3 separate regions of the Homo sapiens genome follow, and regions 1 and 2 are each linked to region 3. Evidence: chromatin loops called from intact Hi-C (ENCODE). Cell type or tissue: dorsolateral prefrontal cortex. All regions are shown on one strand.

What was found. Hi-C counts contacts between places; a loop is a spot of excess contacts. Peaks named below come from ENCODE experiments on the same cell type or tissue, not always from the same donor. Only the 100,000 strongest peaks of a DNase experiment are listed, where the experiment ranks them.
Region 1: a loop joins it to region 3, with 5 times the contacts of the local background. A loop is called at or near these places in 4 of 110 quality-filtered maps.
Region 2: a loop joins it to region 3, with 3 times the contacts of the local background. A loop is called at or near these places in 26 of 110 quality-filtered maps.

Annotation. Positions count from the first base shown.
Region 1 is chr12:70,729,676-70,737,675 of GRCh38, reverse strand. All of the region lies in intron 6 of PTPRR (protein tyrosine phosphatase receptor type R), which reads left to right. All of the region lies in intron 1 of LOC124902960 (a long non-coding RNA gene), which reads right to left. Among named protein-coding and RNA genes, the nearest start is that of PTPRB, 96 kb to the right of the region's middle. In dorsolateral prefrontal cortex, CTCF peaks have their summits at 3,905, 4,106 (motif pointing left), 7,320 and 7,523 (motif pointing right); no DNase peak of the experiment used is centred here.
Region 2 is chr12:69,287,525-69,295,524 of GRCh38, reverse strand. No RefSeq gene overlaps it. Among named protein-coding and RNA genes, the nearest start is that of MIR1279, 18 kb to the right of the region's middle. In dorsolateral prefrontal cortex, CTCF peaks have their summits at 4,153 and 4,354; a DNase peak (open chromatin) is centred at 4,354; H3K27me3 peaks cover 395 bases.
Region 3 is chr12:69,353,884-69,361,883 of GRCh38, reverse strand. It overlaps LYZ (lysozyme), which reads right to left. Exons shown (of 4, transcript NM_000239.3): 4 at 7,650-8,000. It overlaps YEATS4 (YEATS domain containing 4), which reads right to left and starts at 2,141. Exons shown (of 7, transcript NM_006530.4): 1 at 1,861-2,141. The coding sequence starts at 1,911. RefSeq lists a silencer at 1,607-1,766 and enhancers at 1,192-1,793, 2,047-2,236, 1,794-2,397. In dorsolateral prefrontal cortex, CTCF peaks have their summits at 2,163, 4,000 and 4,200; DNase peaks (open chromatin) are centred at 1,673, 2,163 and 4,243; H3K4me3 peaks cover 2,722 bases; H3K27ac peaks cover 1,532 bases.

The DNA.
Region 1 (8,000 bases), 1.4 Mb before region 3:
TGGTGGTGTTTACCTGTACTCCCAGCTACTTAGGAGGCTGAGGCAGGAGGATATCCTGAACCTGGGAGCTCAAGGTTGCAGTGAGCTGTGTCACACCACTGTACTCCAGCCTGGGCAAAACAGCGAGACTTTGTCTCGAAAGATAGATAGATAGATAGATAGATAGATAGATAGATAGATAGATAGATATTCATTAAATAGACCCATAATCGAAAATGGATCCAACTCTCTCATTTTCTGTCAAATAAAAATGGGGCCCAGAATCTTTCTCTTAGGTCTTTGGTGAGGTTCTGTAAAAGCACAGCCTGAGACAAGGGCTCTTGTCCAAATGATGTGTTGAGAAGATGCTCTCAGGGGAAGCTTATTAGGAAAGCAGGGCAAGCAGAACAGAGAAGAGGACAAGCAAAGAGGTGGTGGTAGCAGCCATCTACCCTCAGCCTGATTGCACAGGGATCTCTGAGCATGAGTGGCCCCTCATGGACAGTTGTCTCACCTTGAGGTGAGGGGGCTGAGCCTCTGCACCCTCATGCCAGCCAACCACTGACTCCAGGCCACCCAGGGATGGTGGAGGCATAACTTCCTAGGCACCTCTGGCTCAGCAACACCCATCAGCTGAGGGGGCTGCTCCAGCGAAGTGGCAGCTGGGCACCACTAACAGGCTACCCTCCCAGCAGTGGGGCAGGAGAGGATGGGGCACCAGCTGGAGAAAGGCGACCTGGGTGGGGCACCAACAGCATTACTGTACTTGCCAAAGGTCGCAGCAGAGCTAAGTTTACACTCCAGGTTCCTTTGATTTTCCCAGGCCATTATACACGTACCACACGGCCTCCTTCAAATAAACACCATTCATTCTATTGGAACCTATGACCCAGCCCCATTGAACACAGTCTATCAACCATGACTCAGTTGCTCAGCCTGACAACATGAGGGCTTATAAACATAAAATATAGCAAACACGTAGAAGTAAATTCCAGTTTAACTCCAAATAACATCAATAAAAATAACAACTCAGTATGCCCTGTTGACCCTTCACATGCATTATCTCATTTCACCAACCCAAGGGACTTTTTATCCCCTCCTTAGAGTGGAAACTCATGCTCAGAGAGTATAAGTTATGGCCCTAATAACTTAATAGTAAGTCAGTAGGATTGTGAGGGTGACAAATAGAATGCGAACCCAAGCAGTATTGCTCCAGAGGCTGTACTCCTAATTAATAATAAATTGGCATGCTTTGGGGGTTGGGAGGAGGCGTACACACCTATAATCTGTGGGAAATCAATTTTAAAATAAACTACAAATCAGTATATTTAGCAAGTAGGTATATTATGGAGCGTCACACTGTTTTTCCTCTTAGCAAATTTTATGCTTGGCTTTCAGAATATTTTTCAGATTTTAAATCAAGCAAAGTGCAATTTCATGAGGTGGACTCAAAACACTCATGACAGATAACCATTTCACTGCCATTCTAGAAGCACATTGTCTGTCTCAGTTTTTTCCTTAATCTGATTTTTGCCATTCTGGAGGCCTGGTGGTAATCTGACATAAATGACCAAGAGGAAGGTGAACACGAATAGAGCAAAGAAGCCAAAGTGAGGGGGCTATAAGGCAATAATTCAGAATACTCAAGTCAGAAAAGGATGGAGTGGTCTCCATATTGTTCAAACATCCTGCATAATAACTCGCCCACTTCATTGTGTGTGTGATTGTCAGTGGAGGTGGCAGGAACAGCAGAGAAGCACATGGTCATGCCTGCACTAAGCTGCTGCCCGTGCTGCTGTAATAGAAGGATGCAGAGTCACAGCTGATGGGTTGGACACTAACCTGCCACCTGCCAACCACTGTGCTTATGTATGATCTCAGACAACCTTCACAACATCCTGGAGGCAGGCAGTATTTCTATGCCCATCTTGCAGTTATGCTAACAGAGAGACTTAGAGAGATAAGTAATATGCTCAATGTCACAAAGAAATAAAAATCTAGCCAAAGATACAATCTTGACAACCTGCTTACAAAATCTGCACGTAACTACCATGTCTTACCTTTTTCTAGGTGATACAGATGACAAAATTTTAATCTTCTGATATGGTTTGGCTATGTCCCCACCCAAATCTCATCTTGAACCGTAGCTCCCATAATCCCCACATGTCATGGGAGGGACCCAGTGGGAGGTAACTGAATCATGGGGGCAGGTTTTTCCCATGCTGTTCTCATGATAGTGAATAAGTCTCACGAGATCTGATGGTTTTATAAAGGGCAGGTCCCTTGCACACACTCTCTTGCCTGCTGCCATGTAAGACATGCCTTTGCTCCTCCTTCACCTTCTGCCATGATTGTGGGGCCTCCCCAGCCATGTGGAACTGTGAGTCCATTAAACCTCTTTTTCCTTATAGATTAACTCAATCTCAGGTATGTCTTTATTAGCAGTGTGAGAACGGACTAATCACCTTCTAACATTTTTATAAAATATTTTCATATTCTTATACTTGTATGGGGATGTCCAGAGCTGAGGGAGGCACTGGAAACATGCACAAGCCCTTCATGAACAGTGAGCATCAAGCTGTTCTCTTTATTTGTCAGATTTTATATAGGTAGGTTGGAATTCTGGAGGGTTATGAACAAAATTTTCATAGGGTTTTTTATTCTAAAAAAATAAAAGACCCCACAGGAATGAAGAAAAAGGAGGCAAAAGTTTTGAAACCTGCCTGAAAATTAATGGTACGTCATGAGACAAAAATGTAATCTTGTTAAGTGAAAGAAATGACAGTGGATACAACCCAGGGTGAGTAAAACAGGAGCCAACATATATTATTTAAGAATTAAAAGTAGAGGAGCTTTGCCTAAAAAGGTAAAAATTGGCCACTACTCATTGGAAAGCACAGGCCTGGCATAATTTCTCTCCAAGCAGACCCTGAAATGTTTAAGCCATTGTAGTCTAATGAGTCCTGAAAGTGTAGACCTGGCAGTGGCTCTAAGAGGAATCACAGTAATTGCTCCTTTCCTTTCCTTGCCTTCCCTTTCTCTACTTGTGGTCCCTGGCAGAGCAGCAGGAATAAGTCCCACTGAGTCCTCTAACTGCTGTATCTGCCCCCAGACCACCCCTCATACAGGCTGCTTCACCCTGAGGTTCAAGCAGAAAGGACTTCTCAGCCCTTCCACCCTGACCCCCAACAATCCTTCAACATCCATTAGCCTGCAACCCCATCCAGGACACTGCTTCCAGCTTTACAGGGTACTCTCCATTTGCACTCATACCATGGGGGACAAAATCTAACTACCCTGGGAACTCTTTTGGCAATTCAGTAGGGTGTGCATTTCTATAAAGTTCTTTTTGTCTTGACCCTAAAGAAGAGGTGGTCGTGGTACAATTTTTTGAGATTCAAATTCTCTGATTCCTCTACATGTGATTAATTAGAGTTTCACTTTGGAGGGTACTAAATGCAGTGCTTTTTAAAATGAGATTTTTTTTTATTTTTGCTAGGGGACCATGTTCCAAATCTTGATGTATAGGTTGACAGAATTAGGTGAAATGGCCTGTTCTGAAGAAGCGTTTTAATCAGGGCAGGCACAGATAATTCCCAGCATAAGCTTTGCTTCCTATTTTAAGAGCGACCAGTTCTGAATCTTAGATACTGTGTCAGGAGGTTTTTCCTTGCAGCCAGAGACTTTTGCCTTAGGAGTTTTTGGAAATGTGTCATAAAGCTATGTAGTTCAGGGTCCCACTATGTGCATTTTATGAACTGCCCAAACATTGTTTTCCTGGGAAGTGAGGCACCACTCTCCTCTCATCAAATTCACCCAGATATTAGCACATGACCTCTAGAGCAGAACAGTGAAGAATCACAAGTTACTCATGGCAGGCGACTTGAACACAATTATTTTTCAACTGATGTGGGTTTTTTCTGTAACATAAAATATACACTTCAATTTATTTATATAAATATAAAACTATCTTTTTCTGGAAATCTTATAAAAACCACTTTAAAGTGTCGTTCCCATTTAGCAATGCAGCATGATTATCTGGGTACAATCTAAACATGGAGAGAGCACTGTTCTCAGACACATCCTGATGAAGCTCACGATTGGAGGACGTGGAATTAGTTCCCTCTAGTGGAGAACTTCATGTTGACACAGTTGTTAGCCCCTTGTCTCATGGAAGGAAAAGAAAGGTGAAATCTTTTTTTTTCTTTTTTTTTCTTTTTTTTTTTGCCATAATTTTTCTTTTTTTCTTTCTTTTTTTTTTTTTTTTTTGTTGTTGTTTGTTTGTATTTTTTTTATGACAGCGTCCTCTCTGGCGGGTAAGGCATAATCTTTTTTTGGTATATACCTTAGAAAACAGGTCTCAGTGTAGTGATGAAACAGCTTTAACTTGAGAATTGACAAATTCTTGTGAACACTTTTAAATATGATATACTTTCTAACAATGCTTGGCATCCAATCATTTTCATTTCTCATTATTTTAAGTAATTTTAACAACAGTGTATCAAATGAAATTATTGTTCCCTAATAATGTCTTATAGTGTATACATTTGTTTATTTAAGGAAACCTTTTTTTCCAAATCATGGATTAAAACACAGCCCTCAAGGATTCTCCCCTTTTCCAGGCCCTCCCCATCCCACCTGCCTTACTTTTCATTTCCTGCGTTTTCCCTCTCGGCTTTGATTTCCCTCAAGGCGGTGTCTGTAGCACAATGCCTACCACCTTGTACGTGTTCCATAAATATTTGTTAAATCTCAATATGAAAAAAGGAACAAGTTCTTGGACATCAAGTTAATTTTATAGGAAGAAATATGTTTTAAAAAAATAAAAATAGATGATGCGCCGGGCATAGTGGCTCATGCCTGTAATCCTAGCACTTTGGGAGGCTGAGGTGGTCAGATCACAAAGTCAGGAGTTTGAGACCAGCTTGGCCAACATGGTGAAACCCCATCTCTACTAAAAATACAAAAATTAGCCAGGCGTGGTGACGTGCGCCTGTAATCCCAGCTACTTGGGAGGCTGAGGCAGTATAATTGCTTGAACCCAGGATGCGGAGGTCGCAATGAGCTGAGATCATGCCACTGCACTCTAGCCTGGGCAACAGAGCAAGACTCTGCCTCGGAGGAAAACAAACAAAAAAAAAATGGATGCTCACCACCACCTCGCCCTTGCCCCACAGAAGCCTGTGGTGCTGGCAGGTTGCCTGGCCTCATTAGACATCGAGAGGGAGCCCCTTGGAGCTGTGCTCCCTGCATGTCCTTGGCAATGTCACGCTGCACCTGGGGCTCTGAGGGGAGCTCCTAAAACCCTCACGGTCCCTGCTGTGAATATGATCTTCTGAATCATTTGTTTTACTCTTGTTACGTTGGCTCCTAACTTAGCATGTTGTTACCAAATCCCTATTCAGAGGAATATTTTTTCCTGACAGAATCCTTAGTCTACTTAAGGTTTCTAAGAAAAAAAAGTTGGAATTTTAAACCCACCTTAATCAAAAATAAGAGTAAAAATGATGAAGTACTAAAGGATCTATGAGAATGAATACATTCAAAGTATGGCAGAGGCCCACTTTGCCTGAAGGAATATACCTCAGATGTGGATCCTTCATCTTGTCAGTCTCCAGAGGATGGTCAGCCCTACTCAAACACCTGTCCGTTTTTCCAGGCAGCTCTTTTTTTCATTGCCCAAGGCAGCTTTTTAAAATCAGTGTTGCTGTCCTTAAATTCTCTTCTCCCATCCGATACATAGAAAAATACAGAATCTAGGAATAAACCATCCTAAATTACCTCTCTTGTTCCCTGACCCCATCAAGAACTCACACATGTGTGTGTAGGCACACGTGCACACAGTAGGATCTCCTGAGAGCTTATTCGTTTTTGTTTTCCTACTTCCTAATACCACACACATAATAGAGGTTCTCTAAAAATTGACTGAATGATACAGAGTTAGCCTTACTCATGGGAGTTAGACATATTCGTCTATTTCAGCTCTAAAACATCCAGTTGATTCTAGAAAGCCCAGAGAAAGGGAGAAATTCTCACTTGCCACCTCCTTCACGGGTGCTTAAATTATCCAACCACCCTATGTGGCCAATTGGTTTTTAAGGTCTGTGGTCGTGGCCCCTCTGCTCCTGTTTAATGAATAAACTTTGTAAACTTTAAGAGACTCTATCCTGAACCTGTTAATACAGCGTAAATATGCATCAAGACACTTAAGAAAATATCCTACAATTGAGTGGTTCCATATTAGTGAAAGAATGGTCTAGAAATCTAGAGAGAGGTCTCAGACAAGGCGATTGCAAGTTTCTCCAGGTGAGGCAATACTTCCTCATCTTTGAACATTGTGTAGAGGGGTGACTGTCCTTACCATTGCTTTCCTATTTGTACATGTTTAAACTCCAACATTTTTTTTTCATTTCTGGGGAGGGATTTTTCTTCCATCCAAATTTTTGATCCAGGTAATCATTATAATCTTGACCAATGGTTTAACTTTCCATCACAGTTTCATAGAAGAGAGTTGTTTATTTCACTTTAAAGTATATTTTCTTTCTTTTCCTTCCTCCTTCCTTCCTCTCTCTCTCCTTCCTCCTTCCTTCCTCTCTCTCCTTCCTCCTTCCTTCCTCTCTCTTGCCTTCCTCCTTCCTTCCTCTCTGTCTCCTTCCTCTCTCTCCTTCCTCTCTCTCTCCTTCCTCTATCTCTCCTTCCTCCTTCCTTCCTCTCTCCTTCCTCCTCACTTCCTCTCTCTTTCCTCTCTCTTTCCTTCCTTCTGTCTCTCTCTCTCCTTCATTCTCTGTCTCTCTCTCTCCTTCCTCCCTCCTCTCTCTTTCTCTATCTCCTTCCTCCTTCCTTCTGCTCTCTCTCATTCTCTCTCCTTCCTCTCTCTGTCTCTCTCTCTCTCTCCCCCAAGCTGGAGTGGCGTGGCATGATCCTAGCTCACTGTAACTTCAAACTCCTGGGCTCAAGTAGTCCACTCGCCCCAGCCTCCTAAGTAAATAGGACTATAAGCACATGCCACCATGTCCAGTTAATTCTTTTATTTTTTGCAGAGATGGGGGTCTCACTAGCTGATCTCCAACTCCTGGTCTCAAGTGATCCTCTTGTCTCAGCCTCCCAAAGTGCTAGAATTACACGCATGAGCCACTGTGCCTGGCCTCTGATTTCTACCTTTTTTTTTTAATTCATTTATTCTTTTGAGACGGGGTCTTGCTCTGTCACCCAGGCTGGAGCACAGTGGCATGATCTCAGCTCACTGCAACCTCCTCCTCCAGGGTCCAAGCTATTCTCCTGCCTCAGTCTCCCAAGTAGCTGGGGTTACAGGTGCCCGTCACCATGCCCGGCTAATTTTTGTATTTTTAGTAGAGACGGGGTTTCACCATGTTGGCCAGGCAGGTCTTGAACTCCTGACCTGAGGTGATCCACCTGCCTTGGCCTCCCAAAGTGTTGGGATTACAGGAGTGAGCCACCAAGCCAGGCCTTCTAATTTAAATATGTTCTTCCATATATGACCTGCAGGTGGCAGAGTGAAACAGCACTATACTGTAAAAGTAAAAATCGAGGCTTGGGTGTGACAGAAATTCTCATTAGAACTTACATCCTCTAGGGTGATACTAGTGAAATCTAGTGTGGGCAGGGTGTCTCACAAAATCTTTAACACAATGTCAATAATAGTTTGCTTGGAATTATTATTTTTTCATTGTTTTTTTGTCATCCACTAGTTGTATCCCCCCAAGAGGATAAAAATATCAAATGACATTATGAAAAATATCAAATGACATTAGAACGTCAAAATCCTCAAAATAGAAATAACAAGTAAAATAATTAAAACATGGCTTGAACATGGTTATTGGACTCCTCAGGTTTTTTTTTTCTTAAATCATTATGATTCTTCATAAGAAAGTAAACTGTGTAATTCAGTAAACTAAATTGTAAGCTGCTTGGAGGTAAGGATGTCTCTTTTTTATTGCCATGTCCATGTATTTGTATTGCCTATTAAGGTGCCTGGTGTACATTAGACCTTAATAAATGCT
Region 2 (8,000 bases), 66 kb after region 3:
AATGTTAGTGCATAAAAACACAAATGATTTTTATGTGTTGACTTTGTATTCTGCAATTTTTTTGAAAGTGTTTATTGTAATTTTTGTGGAATCTTTAGAATTTTCTAAATATGAGATCATATTGTTAGCAAATAGAGATAATTTTACTTCTTTTCCAGTTTGGATGTCTTATACTTCTTTTTCTTGCCAAGTAGTTCTTGCCAGACTTCCCATGTTAAATATTAGTGGTGAGAGTGCAAATCCTTGCTTTATTCTTAATCTTAGAGGAAAAGCTTTCAGTCTTTCTCCATTGAATGTGATGCTAGTATGGGCTTGTCTTATATGACCTTTATTATATTGAGGTAAGTTCCTTATATACCTATTTTGTTGCGTCTATATTCATCAGCAATATCAGTCCATTATTGGTCCATAGGTTTTTCTTTTTCTTTCTTTTTTTGTGTTTGTGTGTTTTGTTTTGTTTTGTTTTTGAGAGAGTATCTCATTCCTGTTGCCCAGGCTGCAGTGCAGTGGCACAATCTCAGCTCAGCACACTGCAGCCTCGACTTCTCGGGCTCAGGTGATTCTCCCACCTCAACCTCCTGAGTAGCTCCAAATGCACATCACACCTGGCTGATTTTTTTTTGTTTTAGTAGAGACGGAGTTTCACCATGTTGCCCAGTCTGGTCTTAAACTCCTGGGCTGAAGAGACCCACCTGCTTTGGTCTCCCAAAGTGCTAGAATTACAGATGTGAGCCACCATGCCCAGTCTCTTGTGTTTTATTCTGGTTTTGTTATCAGCTTACTGCTGCCCTCAAAGACTCAGTTTGGGATTGTTCCCTCCTCTTCAATTCTTTGGAAGAGTTTGAAAAGAATTGGTATTAGTTCTTTAAATGTTTGGTGGAATTTTTTTGTGAAACCATCAGGTCCTGGGCTTTTCTTCACTGGGAAGGTTTTGATTACTGCTTCAATTTATTTACTCATATTATGTTTATTCATATTCTTTATTTCTTCATGATTCAGTCTTTGTAGGTGGTATTCCTCTAGGAATTTATCCATTTCTTTTACATGATCCAATTTGTTGGCATAGTTGTTCACAACAGTCTCATAATCCTTATTTCTGTGACAATGGTTATAATGTCCTCTCATTCATTTCTTTTTTTTTCTATTTTTTATTATACTTTAAGTTCTAGGGTACATGTGCACAACATGCAGGTTACATATGTATACATGTGCCATGTTGGTGTGCTGCACCTTTTAACTCGTCATTTACATTAGGTATATCTTCTAATGCTATCCCTCCCCCCTCCTCCCACCCCACAACAGGCCCCAGTGTGTGATGTTCCCCTTCCTGTGTCCAAGTGTTCTCATTGTTCAAGTCCCACCTACCTATGAGTGAGAACATGCGGTATTTGGTTTTTTGTCCTTGCGACAGTTTGCCGAGAATGATGATTTCCAGCTTCTCATTTGTTTCTAAAGTTTTTTATTTTACTTCTTTTTTAGAGATAGGGTTTCGCTATGTTGCCCAGGCTGGTCTTGAACTCCTAGGCTCAAGCAATCCTCCCACCTTGGCCTCCCAAAGTGCTAGGATTACTGGTATGAGCCACTGCACCTGGCTTTCTAATTTTACTTATTTCAGTCTTCTCTCTTATTTTCTCAGTTGGTCTAGCTAAGGGTTAGACAATTTCATTGATCTTTTCAACAAAAACAACTTTTGGTTTCCTTGATGTTTCTCTATGGTATTTCTATTCTCTAATTCATTTACCTATGCTCTAATCCTTCTGATAACTTAGGGTTTAGTTTGTTGTTCTTTTCTAGTTCTTTGAGATATGAGATTAGGTTGTTGATTTGAGATCTTTCTTCTTTTTTAATGTAGGTGTTTACCACTATAAACCTCTCCCTCACTTCTACTTTCACTGCATTCCATAAGTGTGATATGTTGCATTTTTGCTTTCATTAGTTTCCAGATATTATCTAAATTCACTTGTGTTTTCTTCTCTGACCCATTCATTAAGAGGGCACTGCTTAGTTCCCACAAATTCGTGGACTTTCTTGTTTTCCTTCTGCTATTGATTTCTTGTTTTATTTCATTGTGATTGGAGAAGATACTTTGTATGATTTCAATCTCCTTATATTTGTTAAGATTTGTTTTACAGCCTAACATGTGGTCTATCTTGGAGAAGCCTCCACGAGTACTTAAGAATGTGTATTCTGCTGTTGTTGAGTGGACATCAGTTACAGCCAACTGATCTATACTGTGTTCATGTCTTCTGTTTCCTTGTCGATCTTCTGTATGGTTGTTCTGGCCATAAATGAAAGAGAAGTATTATGTCTCCTGCTATTATTGTGTTGTTGTTAATTTCTTCTTTCAGTCCTGTCAATGCTTCACCTATTTGGGAGTTCTAACATTAGATGTGCATATATTTATAGTTGTCTTATGTTCCTGATGAATGGACCCCTTATCATTACATAACATCCTTTTTTGTTCTCCTGAGTTTCTACTTAAAGACTATCTAGACTACCTTGTCTAATATTACATATGGCCACCCCCGCTTTTAGCTTCCCATTTACATGGAACTGTTTTCCATCCCTTCACGTTTAGACTTTGTGTGTCCCTAAGTCTAAGGTAAGTCTTTTGTAAAAAGCATACAGTTGGATCTTGTTTTGTTTTTTTTTAAATCCACTCAGCCAATCTGTCTTTTAATTAGTGTTCATCACATCTACCTTTAAAGTAATTGCTGATAGGAAAGAACTCACTATTGCCATTTTGTTGTTTTCTGTATGTCACGTAGCTTTTTTGTCTCTACTTTCTTCCACTGCTGTCTTTTTTGTTTTGTTGTGTTTTTTGTTTTTTGTTTGTTTGTTTTTTTTTGTAGTGACATGCTTTGATTCCCTTCTCATTTCCCTTTGTGTATATTTTGTAGGTATTTTCTCTGTGGTTACCACTGCAATTACATAAAACACCTAAACATTGTAACATCCTATTTGAAACAGCTAACAACTTCATTCATGTATAAAAACTCTACTCCTTTACATCTCTGCCCCCCTCCACTTTGTAATTAACACAATTTTCTCTTTTTATAATGAGTATCCATTACTCAGATATATAATTACTTTTTACACTTCTGTTTTTTGTATTCAAAACTGGTACCTGGGCATGGTGGTGCACACCTGTAGCCCCAACTACTCAGAGGGTAAGGCAGGAGGATTACTTGAGCCCAAAAGTTCAAGACCAGCTTGGGCAACAAAGCTAGACCCCAACTTTAAAAATAAATAAATAAATTCAATGCTAGAATTAAATGTAATTTACACACCTACATTACAATATTATAGGACTGTATATATTTCTATGCATTTACCTTATCAGGAACTTCTATACTTTGAATGTATCATCCCATTCCCTTCTAGTCTGCAAGGTTTCTGCTGAGAAACATGCTAATAATTGATTAGGAGCCCTCTTGTACATGATGAGTGCTTTTCTCTTGCTGCTTTCATGACTCTGTTTTTGATAGTTTATTATAATGTGTCTTTGTGTGGTCTCTTGAGATTTATCTTTGCTGGCATTTTCTTAGTTTCTTTTATATGTCAATTTCTCTCATATCTAGGAAATTTTTTGCTGTTATTTCTTCTAATAGGTCTGTGCCTTTTTCTCTATTTTTCTTCTGAAACTCCCATAATGTTGTTCTGTTTGATGGTGTCCCATAAGCCCCTTAGGCTCCCTTTATATTTTTTCATTCTCCTGTGCCTCAGCAATTTTGAAAGTCCTGTCTTTGAGTTCACTATTTCTTCGGCCTTTCCAAGTCTGTTCAATCCCTCTAGAGATTTTTTTTTTTTTTTATCAATTCAGTTATTGTATTCTTCAGTTGCAGAATTTGTTTGGTACTTCTTTACAGTTTCTCTTTGATGATATTCTCAATCTGTTTATGCATGATTTTCTTGGTTTTGTTTAGCTATCTATGCTCTATTTTAATTAAGCATTCTTATAATGGTATTTGTTAATTCTCTGGCACCTCATTTACCTCCATTTATTTCAAGTTGGTTTCTGGAAATTTAATTGGTTTCTTAAATGTGCCATGTTTCCATTTCTTTGTTATGTCTCATTAATTTTTGTTGGGATTTTAGTATTGAAGAATCAGCCATCTCACCCAGATTTTCTGATCTTGTTTTCTATATCAAAGACTTTCTCCATTCAGCCTGGCTAGAGATTCTGGAGGCTTCTTAAGCCTTTTCTGGGAATGCATCCTCTTTAGGCTTGTGTGTGAATTCTACTTGAAGAGGTTTGCAGGGTTTCTAATCAGAAGTTCCCCTGCAATACTGTGGCGTCTTGGGTGCTATAGCAAGTCATGGTACTGGAGCTTCGCCTAGTGTCTGTCTGTGGTACTGCAGACTCCGGAGCAGTGTGTTCCCAGAGCTTACAGCTGGTGCCCCCTTGCTGTGCTCAGATTCAGGCAAAAATACAGAAAGCGGTCCCTCAGCCAGGTCCCTAAAACTTAGAATGTTGGATATATGTTCTAGTCTTTTTCCTCTGCAGATAGAAGTTTGAAGGTTTCCTCCCAATTGCTCCACGCTGTGCAGGGGTTGGGGGCTGGGAGGCTCTGGCAAGCGACAGGTAGTTGAATTTTCCTACCTGGCTTTGATGCCGTTGATTTTAGTCTCACTTGTGGTAAAGCAACCTGTAACCGGTTTCTGGATTTCTCACAGAGGGATTTGGTCTATCATTGTTAAATTCATTTATCCATGACAGAAGAAGGGTCTTGGTCTTCCTGTTCCATCGCCTTGCTGACATACTACAGTACTCTTCTAAAGACCATTTCTGGGATGGGCACAGTGGCTCACACCTGTAATCCTCACACTTTGGGAGGCCAAGGCAGGAGGATAACTTGAGTCCAGGAGTTCAAGACCAGCCTGGGCAACATAGTAAGGACCTCATCTCTACAAAAAGTTTTAAAAAATTGTCAGGCTTGGTGGTGAATGCTTTTAGTCCCAGCCACTTGGGAGGCTGAGGTGGGAGGACTGCTTGAGCCCAGGAGGTTGAGGCTGCAATGAGCCATAATCACATCACTACACTCCAGCCTGGGTGATAGGGCAAGACCCAATCTCCACAAACAAACAAAAAAACTGTTTTCACTATCTCCCTTCTTATTCCCTCCTCAGTTCACTCAAATCACCCTTTTGTCCTCACCACTCCATTCAAACCATACTGCTCAGCCACTACTGAACTTAATTGTCAAATGAAATGGTCAATTCAGTCTTCATCTTAGTCAATCCTTCAGTAGTATGCCAGACACTTAATGTTTCTCCCTCTTTTATGAAACTTTGCTTCAAGGCCCCCCCATGCAAATTTAATTTTTTTTTCTCCTCTCTCAGCTCTCTTACCTCACAGGTTGTCCCCTCAGTCTTATTGAGTCACGCTAATTTTGTCTATCTTAAATATAGAAGAACCCCGGGGTTCAGCCTGCTGACCTTTTAACTATCATTCTCTCAGTGAGCTCATCCGGTCCCACTGCTTTAAATACTATTTATATACCCATACTTCCCACACTTTTTTTTTTTTGAGATGGAGTCTCACTCTGTCTCCCAGGCTGGAGTGCAGTGGCACGATCTCGGCTCACTGCAACCTCCACCTCCTGGGTTCACGCCATTCTCCTGCCTCAGCCTCCCGAGTAGCTGGGATTACAGGTGCCTACCACCATGCCCAGCTAATTCTTTTGTATTTTTAGTAGAGACAGGGTTTCACCGTGTTAGCCAGGATGGTCTCGATCTCCTGACCTCATGATCCGCTTGCCTCGGCCTCCCAAAGTGCTGGATTACAGGCTTGGGCCACCACGCCCGGCCCTATACTTCCCACAATTCTATCTCTAGCCCTGACACTGACCTTGAATTCCCAATATGTATATTCAAATCACTACTTGGTGTGTCCACTTGGTGGTCTGTTTTCTCAAACTCAACATATCCAGCATGAAATTTTTGATACCTACCCCCTCAAAAGTTTCCACCCCATTCCCCAGTCTTCTTTCATTATTAGATGACTTATTTTTTCCTTCTTCATTTTCTTAGGTCAAAAACTTTGGAGATGTTCTTTATTTCTTTTTCTCATATTCACCTATACAGCAACAGACGAAGTTAGCTTTACCTTAAAAATAAACTCGGAATCTTTGTTTCCACTGCTATTACCCTAATCTAAGAAACTATACTTTTTTCTCTTACCCATATTAAAGCCTTTGCTTTAATTCCAATTGGTCCACCTGCTTCTGGAATTGTTCCCTAACAGCTTATTTTTCAAATAGTAACCAGTGATAAAATGTAGGATTATACCTTATCTGCTCATATGCTTCCAAATTTTGTCATACCATGAAAAAACCTGAAATCTTTACCATTCCCAATAAAGCCCTACAAAATCATGTCCCCAAATATCTTCTTGAACCCATTTCTGACCATTCTTCTCTTCCCTCACTCTACCAGCCTTTTGCTGCCTCAATTAGGGCACTTGCACTATTACTTCTGCGAGAATGTTTTCTCTGGCTGGGCATCATGGCTCACACCTGTGATCCCAGCACTTTGGAAGGCCGAGGTTGGTGGATCACCTGAGGTCAAGAGTTCGAGACAAGCCTGGCCAACATGATGAAACTCCATCTCTACTAAAAATACAAAAAAATTAGCCAGCATGGTGGTGGGCACCTGTAATCCTAGCTACTCAGGAGGCTGAGGCAGAAGAATCGCTTGAACCCGGGAGGTGGAGGCTGCAGTAAGCCGAGGTCGCGCCATTGCACTCCAGCCTGGGCAACAAGAGCGAAACTCCATCTTAAAAAAAAAAAAAAAGAATGGTTTTCTCCCTGATAGCCACATGACTATCACTCCCTCTCTATATTTTCAGCTCTGTTCAAACCACACTTCATAAGGATCTTCCTTGACAAACATATATAGTAATACCTTGCTTTATACTGGTTAATAATTTTTAACACAAACTGATATATTTGATCATTGTCTGCCTTTCCTCACTACAAATAATCTTCAAGAGATGAGGGATGTTACATTCATGGCTATATTCATTTTGGCACCTGGATGTGCAACCAGAATATTTGTTAAATGAATCCTACCTGAAGAGAGATACTAACTATATCTTATCTGATTTAGATCCCATAATGACCTCACATAAACTCTTCTTCCAAGAAATAAGACATCCTGAATACTGCAGCACCACCTCTTTTTGGCTAACCCTGAAAAGTGCATATATGTGAAAGCCCAAAAAATGAAATTCCTGAGCTACGTCTTTTCTAAGTTATCTCTATAAGATTCAACAAGATCTCAGACATAGCAGATTGGGAGCCCTACAGATCGAGCAAAATTGCTGGGTACAGTGGCACGCACCTGTGGTCCCAGCTACTCAGGAGTCTGAGGCAGGAGGATCACTTGATCCTAGGAGTTCAAGTCTAGCCTGGGCAACATAGTAAGACCTGTCTCTAAAAAGATTAAAATATCCACTGCTTCATGCAAATATTAGCTAATCTTCAGGTGGAGTTTTTAGTTTGACCCTAGCACAGTGCCTGACATCTAATGGGCAACTCGGTAATTCTGAATGAATGAATACACAGAACCCAATAGTACTTAAGGTTTCTCAAATGTTGGAAGACACTATTCATCACCAAAATCCTGGCTTCCCCAACCCATCTTGGCAAGCTGTCATGTAATGGTAGTTGCTTTCAACAATGCTAAGGTTTAATCTGTCCTGGAATGACTCTGGTTCTCGTAATCTCTACCTTGGCCAATTTCTCCAGGAAGCAGGCTCCAATTGAGGTCATCATTCTGAGATCTGAGAGCTGTTAGGACTCTGAAAAGTATTTGAAAAAAATGAGATACCACACCACCATAAGGGCAGAAATGGTTTGGCACAGGTAGATTACCACCAGGTGCAAACGTGTCAGGAAGATATACAGGCTCACCAGAGTGGCCCCAAGTTGCGTGAAATTCTACAGCAGTCTGCTTCATAAGGGAGGATGACTGTTAAGTCCCCATTCGGGTACATT
Region 3 (8,000 bases):
TCACTTGGATGACTGAAGCTTGGTAAATAGTGGCTGATGACATGTTTGCTACATTTGTCCTTAGTTTAACATACATATTTCTTATATCTGATAAGTGCAAAGGCAGTGCGTATTGACAGATTATGTTGGAAAGATAAAAAATTTCAATTGAAGTGAAAATATTGAATGTTGCACATGAATCTGAAACCAATGGCTCAGTTACAGAAATGTATCTGAAGAACAATGAGCAAGATTTACCACATGTGAAAAGTGCTGAGTGAATGTAACCAACAACAATAAAAATGAAGAAAAGCGGCCAGGCACGGTGGCTCACGCCTGTAATCCCAGCACTTTGGGAGGCCGAGGCGGGCAGATCACCCGAGGTCGGGAGTTCGAGACCAGCCTGACCAACACGGAGAAGCCCCCGTCTCTACTAAAAATACAAAATTAGCTGGGCATGGTGGCGCATGCCTGTAATTCCAGCTATTCAGGAGGCTGAGGCAGGAGAATCGCTTGGAGGCAGGAGAATCGCTTGAATCCAGGAGGTGGAGGTTGCGGAGAGCCGAGATTGCGCTAGTGCACTCCAGCCTGGGCAACAAGAGCAAAACTCCGTCTCAAAAAAAAACAAAACAAAACACACACACACACACACACACACACACATAAGTATTTTAAAACCTACTAATTATTGCTATTTTTTTTTTAAAGAAACATTGTCTTGCTCTGTCGCCCAGGCTAGAGTGCAGTGGCACGATCTCAGCTCACTGCAACTTCCGCCTCTCGGGTTCAAGCGATTTTCCTGCCTCAGCCCCTCTAGTAGCTGGGATTACAGGTGCCCGCCACCACGCCCGGCTAATTTTTGTATATTTAGTAGAGACGGGGTTTCACCATGTTGACCAGCCTGGTCTTGAACTTCTGATCTCAGGTGATCCACCCTCCTCGGCCTTCCAAAGTGCTGGGATTACAGGCGTGAGCCACCTTGCCCGGCCCTGCACGTTAATTTTTAAGGCAGGACCCACTGGCTCCTGATAAAAACAACTATTTGTACCCCTTCTGATTTTTATTTATAAAGGAAAGGAAATTTTTCTTTAAAAAGAATGAACCACGGCTGGGCGCGGTGGCTCACGCCTGTAATCCCAGCACTTTGGGAGGCCGAGGTTGCAGTGAGCCGAGATCGTGCCATTGCGCTCCAGCCTGGGCAACAAGACAGACACTTCGTCTCAAAAAAAAAAAAAAATTAACGTGCCAGGGGCTGTGTGAGGGAAATAAATATTACAATGTCAAACATTACGCTAGGGTCTATGGTAATTTCATCAAAAACAAAAGAAGTTGACATTTACTGAATGTTCCCCATGTGCCAGGCACAGTGTTATGCTCTTGCTTTGAGGCTTTGTGAACACCATGAACTCCAGCAAATTTTCTTAGCTTTCGTATGCCTCGGTGTCTCAGTTACCGCACTTGGAAATACTGCGGGTAAGCGCTCAGCGACTGTTTGCTACAGTTATTGTTATCCTCACACCAGGAGGGTGGCGTCACCGCTTCACCAATAACCTAGATTGGCAGCGAATGTGCACCAAGCTGAGCTTTCCCAGCCCTCGGAGTCGCCCGTTTCCTTGGCAGCCACGTCCGGGTTTCCCCAAGCCACCATTTATCTGTTTGTTTTTTGGCGGGGGTGGGAGTTGGCAGTGACGCGAGGAAGTTGGGGCCCAATGAACGCCGGTTTTTCGCTCAATGGCTCTGACTCGCTCTCCAACCTGAAACCACGGTTCAAACCCGAGGAGAAAAGGCGCGAAAGGAAACCCAGTGGGCCCTCCCCGCGCCGCGCAGGGAGGAACCGAGGCGGGAGAGCCACCCCGGAAGAGGGGCGGTCCGGGCACTGACCTTTACTCTCCCGCCGGAGTCAGGCCCAAATTCGGCCATTCTCTTGAACATATTGTCCCACGGAAGAAGCCGCCGCCGCCAGGGAAAGAGACCGGGGCTGGCGGGGTCGCCGCTCCCCTCAGAGACCGCGCTCCTGTCGCGCGGGCCCAGGCGGAGGGTTTCTAGCCGAAGGAGGGCGAGTTACTTGGGCTCACGGCGGTGAGTAACCGTCAACTCCTCAGGCCGACTGTGCTCCTGAAGGCCATTCAGGCCCGCGCAGGTGGAGAACGCCGCGAAAAGAGGGGCGACGGCCGCACCGCGCGCAGGCGCAACGGGCTCGCGTATGCGCACGCAGTGTACACTGCGCACGCGCCTGGCGGCTGCAGTCACATCACAGGACCAGTGCAGGAGTTCCAAACCAAAAAAAAAATGAAAGGCAGGAAATAATAAATGACTTCAAAAAGTTGTCCAGATGTTAAGGAGATGAGTTTCCACACTGAAAGATCCTACTAAGCACCCAGCACAAATATTAAAGCATCCACGTCAAGGCATATCATTGTGAATTTTCTGAACATCGAGGAAAAAGAGATCCCACACCCTTCCAGGTTATACAGACTATAGAATCAGAGTGGCTTCAGATTGCTCAGTTAGAATCTAGGAAGCCATACGGCACTGTCTTCAAAACTCTGAGGGAAAATTACTTCCGATTTAGTCTTCAATACTCATCCAACTACCAATCTAGTGTGTGAATAGAATAGAGTTTCAGATGTGCTAAATCACTACACACAAAAAATAGTACCTATCTTACCTTTCTCAGTACCTCCAGGAAGATCCTGTAGATCTGATCCACCAAAATGAGGGAATAAGCCAAGAAGGAGGAAATTATGAAATGCAGGAAATACAATAAATAACAAACACAGAAAATAGTAAGATCCCAAGATGATACTGAAAGAGCTCCGGGAACAATAGCTGTGTATAGGCATAGACGGCAACGCATCTAGATTAGATTCGGTCAGAAATCTTTGGGAGACACTGCTTCAGAAGGATGGGATTGACAAAATTCCAGCTGGCGTTGAATCAAGAGGAGATTTGACCGAGAGTTTGGAGTTTAACTCATGACAGGTACACAGAAAACTAAGCGGCTGTAAGAATTATGCAGCTATTAATTCTAGGGAAAACAAAATCTTGTGCAAGAAAGGAAAGTAATTGTATTTATTGTTACATAAATACTGAGTATTGGCCGGGCGCGGTGGCTCACGCCTGTAATCCCAGCACTTTGGGAGGCCAAGGTGGGCGGATCACGAGGTCAGGAGATCGAGACCATCCTGGCTAACACGGTGAAAACCCGTCTCTACTAAAAATACAAAAAAATTAGCCGAGCGTGGTGGTGGGCGCCTGTAGTCCCAGCTGCTTGGGAGGCTGAGGCAGAAGAATGGCGTGAACCCGGGAGGCGGAGCTTGCCTTGAGCCGAGATCGCACCACTGCACTCCAGCCTGGGTGACAGAGCAAGACTCCGTCTCAAAAAAAAAAAAAAAACAAAACAAAAAAAAACTGAGTATTGATCCCCCCTCCCCCTCAAAAAAAGAATTACATTTAGAAGGATGGGCTTTGGAGAAGGGTACTATGCTTGATGGGGATGGAGGAGGAGGAAATAGAGCTTAATCTTTAACTTCCATAGTAGGAAGTCAGTATCTTAAAATGGAAAAATCAAGAAGAAGCAATATAGGTGTAATATTGAAAAGCATGGAGATAAATATTTTAAAAAATAAGCTAAAAGAGTAGAAAATACTGCTGATTGTAATTTTTAGTAATTCCACTTAACAACTGTAAAGAAAATACTTTTTAAAAGACTTCACTAAATAGAAGTGCAAGGGATGTGCTCAGGGCTTAGTTATATTAGTGCCACATGAAGAGCTCAATTGTCATATGGATGTCACTGCATTTCAACCAAGATAGGAACTGAGTTTCTTTGAAAATGATCAAACATTGATATTGATTTTTATTCTGTTGCCAGAATAAGAGTAGAAATTTGGTTTGGGGGCGTAATTATATTTAAAACAATTGGTATGACTAAGAAATATTTATCAAAAACTAAAGCAAAATCTCCAACAAACATTGCTTTCCCTCTTCAGTCTACTTTGTCTAATCTCTGGCAGTTTCCTCAATCAGCCTGTGTTGTTGGGTTATCCTGGCACTTCTTGGACATGTCCTATCTCTGTTTCTCAGCTGTCACTCTTCAACTCTCTCTCCGCTACCTTGACTCATCCTTTGTACACCTCAGGGTATCTCGATATGCATAAACTCATTCGTTTTTAGTTTAATCACGTCAGAATGGTCCAAGAATTTTGAAGCCAAAGGTTGCACCTATGTAGTGGCCCTCTGCTGCCCTCACATGGCTAGTCTATGTGCTGCATTTACATAGCCAAGAAGTGGCTTGGAACCCCGCAAGCGGTTGTACTGGAATCATGTGGCCTTGAAGAGTTAATTAAAAAAAAAAAAAAAAAAAAAAAAAGGCTGGGCGCGGTGGCTCGCGCCTGTAATCCCAGCACTTTGGGAGGCCAAGGCGGGCGGATTACGAGGTCAGGAGATCGATCTCCTGACATGGTGAAACCCCCTCTCTACTAAAAATACAAAAATGAGCTAGGCGTGGTGGCGAGTACCTGTAGTCCCAACTACTCGGGAGGCTGAGGCAGGAGAATCGCTTGAACCCAGGAGGCGGACGTTGCAGTGAGCTGAGATCGCGCCACTGCAGTCCAGCCTGGGTGACAGAGCGAGACTCCGTCTCAAAAACAAAAAGCTTAGAATGTTCAGTTTGGAGGGAACATACTAAATAATCAGCAAGAGATTTATTCGATCAACTGATATTGATTGAGCATGTACCATGTTCCAGTCACTCTTCTAGGTGTTTAGAATACAGAAGTGGAATGAGTGAAAAATTTCTATTCTTCCTATCAGGACAGTGGTTCAGCATATTATAAAATCAGAGATGTATCATGGTAAGGAGGGTGTCCAGGTGTTGGGGAAGGAAGCAACCCACTGAGGGATGTCAGAGCCTGAGTGGAGAGCACTTGGGCAGAGTTGGGGAATTGGTTACATACAGGCAAACCCATCAAATACGTAAATGTACTAAGGATACATTTTAAGGATAATGAGTATAATGGATGCTAAGTTACTTACTGTCAGAGAAGAGAGTTAAAACATGCGAAAGAAGAAAACTAGAGTGAATCCTGTGGTGTGAGATTAGAATTGGAGATATTGGTGTGGATTCATGATTTTCAATATAAATAGATAGATATAGAGATAAATATAGTGTAAATACATATATCTTCCAGCTCTGTTCACTGATAGGGCCTGGAAACAGTGATACCCTAGTGCCCAGATCCTGTTTTTTTAATACTATTATGCACTTTGAGGAATCAGGGCTCCTTGGAGAAATGCCTTTTCCATTTTTGGAAGCAAGGAAGGAACAAGGTGAGCCTTAGAATATCTTGTGCCAGAAAACAAGAAAGTGCTTGAAGAATGATGGAAATATGTCGAAATGGCACAGAAGACAACTTGCAGGGGCTCACTGGCCAAATCGAGGACAGTGTGAACATCAAAATAAATAATAGTAATGGACTATAACTCCTTATGATTTGAATAAAATAGAAGCCATGGGTCCATACTGATATAATAAATAAATGCATGACCAGGCACGGTGGTTCACACCTGTAATCCAGCACCTGGGAGGCCAAGGCAGGCAGATTGCTTGAGCTCAGGAGTTCCAGACAAGCCTGGGCAACATGGCAAAACCCCATCTCTACTAAAAATACAAAAATTAGCCAGGCATGGTAACGCGTGCGAGTAGTCCCAGCTACTCAGGAGGCTGACGCGGGAGGATTGCATAAGCCTGGGAGGCAGAGGTTGCAGTGAGCTGAGATCGCGCCACTGCACTCCAGCCTAGGCGACAGAGTGAAATCCTGCCTCTAAATAAATAAACAAACAAACTGAAAATTTGATGAGCAGTAGTCTCAAGGCACCTCCTCCCCAAATACTTTACAGTGAAGATGGCTTGCAGGCCTCACCTTAATCAAGTGATCCAAGTGAACATCATCAATAATGGGGCAAATCAAAACTGCAAAAACTGAATGCCACCTGAAAGGATGCAGTGAGAACATCACTTCTGTGGTATTCCTACCAAAGATGCATAACTTAATGGAATCGAGAGAACACCAGAAAAACCTTAGGTACATTCTATAACATAACTAGTCTGTGGTCTTCAAAAGTGGCAAGGTCATAAAAAGTCCAGAAAGAAACAACTGAGGAAATAATCCAGATTCAAAGAGACTTAAAAAACATGACAACCAAATACAATATGATTCTGAATTAGATGCTTTTGTTATGAAGGTCTTATTGGGACAATCGATGAAATTGAGTGGAATCTGATGACTAGGTGGTAGTAATGTATCAGTGTTAATTTCCTAATTTGGATAATTGTTTTGAGGTTTTATGCAGGAGAATGTCTTTATAGGAATTACACACTGATGTAATCAGGGCCATTGGGTATCATGTTGGCTATTTACTCTCAAAACAGTTCTGAAAAATAAAAGATCTTTGTACAGTACTTTTATATTTTTTAAAAGATTGAGTTTATTTCAATGTTTTTTTAAAAAGTGGAAAAACCTCTGTCATTTTGGAAGTTATATTTTGGTGAGAAGAGACAAATAAGTAAAATATGTAGTATATAAAATTATTATAGACTTGAGCCCTGAGGCACTCTCACATTTAGAAATTAAATAGCAGAGAAAGAGTGAGCAAGAAGGACTGAGAAAGAACAGTCAGTGAGGTAGGATGTAAATAAGGAAAAGCCAAGGGATTAAAAAACTGCTAAAAGTATGAAGCGGTTCACTTTGTCAAATGCTGCTGAGATGAACAAGATGATCACTGGAATTAGCACTGAGGAATCATGGGAGAAATCCTGGAGGAGCAGTTTCAGCTGGGTGAGGATAGAAGCCAGATTAGAGAGGGTTGAAAAGACACTGGGAGGTGAGGTCATGGAGTTGGTAAGTACAGACATACTTCCCCAGAAGTCTTGCTGTAAAGGGAGCAGAGAATGGAGTTGCAGTTGGAGGATTATGTAGGGTCAGTGGAGTATTTGTTGTAAGATGGAAGGTTACTAGGGCAGACTGTAGAATGATGGAGGTGATCCAGCTAAAAGGGACAAACTAGGGATGCAGGAAACAGCCTGACTTGGAGTAGTGAGAGGGATGGGAGGGAAACTGCATGTGGAGTCAGTGCTGTTGGCAGGAGCAGAGGCTCTTCATCCTGATAATAGGAGGGAAGGAAGGAAGGATGGGCCTGTGGGAAGGTATGACTGCTGCTTTGGGATGTAGAAGGGAAAGCTTGGTATGAAGTTGCTTTTGTTTTAGAAGTGTAATATGAGGCCAGGTTATCTGCTGAGAGCAGAGGAGGGTGGAGGATAAGGGGGCAGAGGAGGAGGCTGAATGTGTGTCTTGAGGCTTTGAAGAGAGAAGAGGAAAAGTAAAATAGTAACAGTCATTTTGGAGACTAGGGACATAAAAATGGAAGGATTGTAGAGAAGTAACTAAAATGGTCAGGCAGACTTGAGGGCTCATTTGAGATTTATGGTTATGAATTTAAAGTGAGACCTGTCAGCATGCTTGTGAATTTTTCTCCAGCAATATCTGACTATTTAAGTGAGGTAAGTGACGATATAAGAGATATTAAGAGCACCAAATCATATTTTTTCAAATATCTGTATTCTTTTCTTCAGAGACACTATAGGAGTCTAAATAAAAACAGACAAGGCATGTGTTGCAAAGCCTTTAATTAGAATGTTTGTATTTTTTACATCATGCATAACTTCACATTTGTGATTAATTAGTAATTATTTCAATACTTGTAAGCTCATCTGCCTCAGATTTAATCATAATACATGAATTAAATTAATCAAATTAAGGAACAGCAATTTAGAAAGAAACACACTTTAAGAAATCAAAATTCTCAATTCAGGCAGTCTGTTTCTATCATTTGGTATTCTACTCCTTTAAAAATTTCATATTGCCCAACAAAAAGTGGTTATTTTTACTGTTTTTGGAGATGACTGAACAGATGAAGGCATCAGATGCCTTCATCAGCTGGTATTTTGCCTAAGATCTATT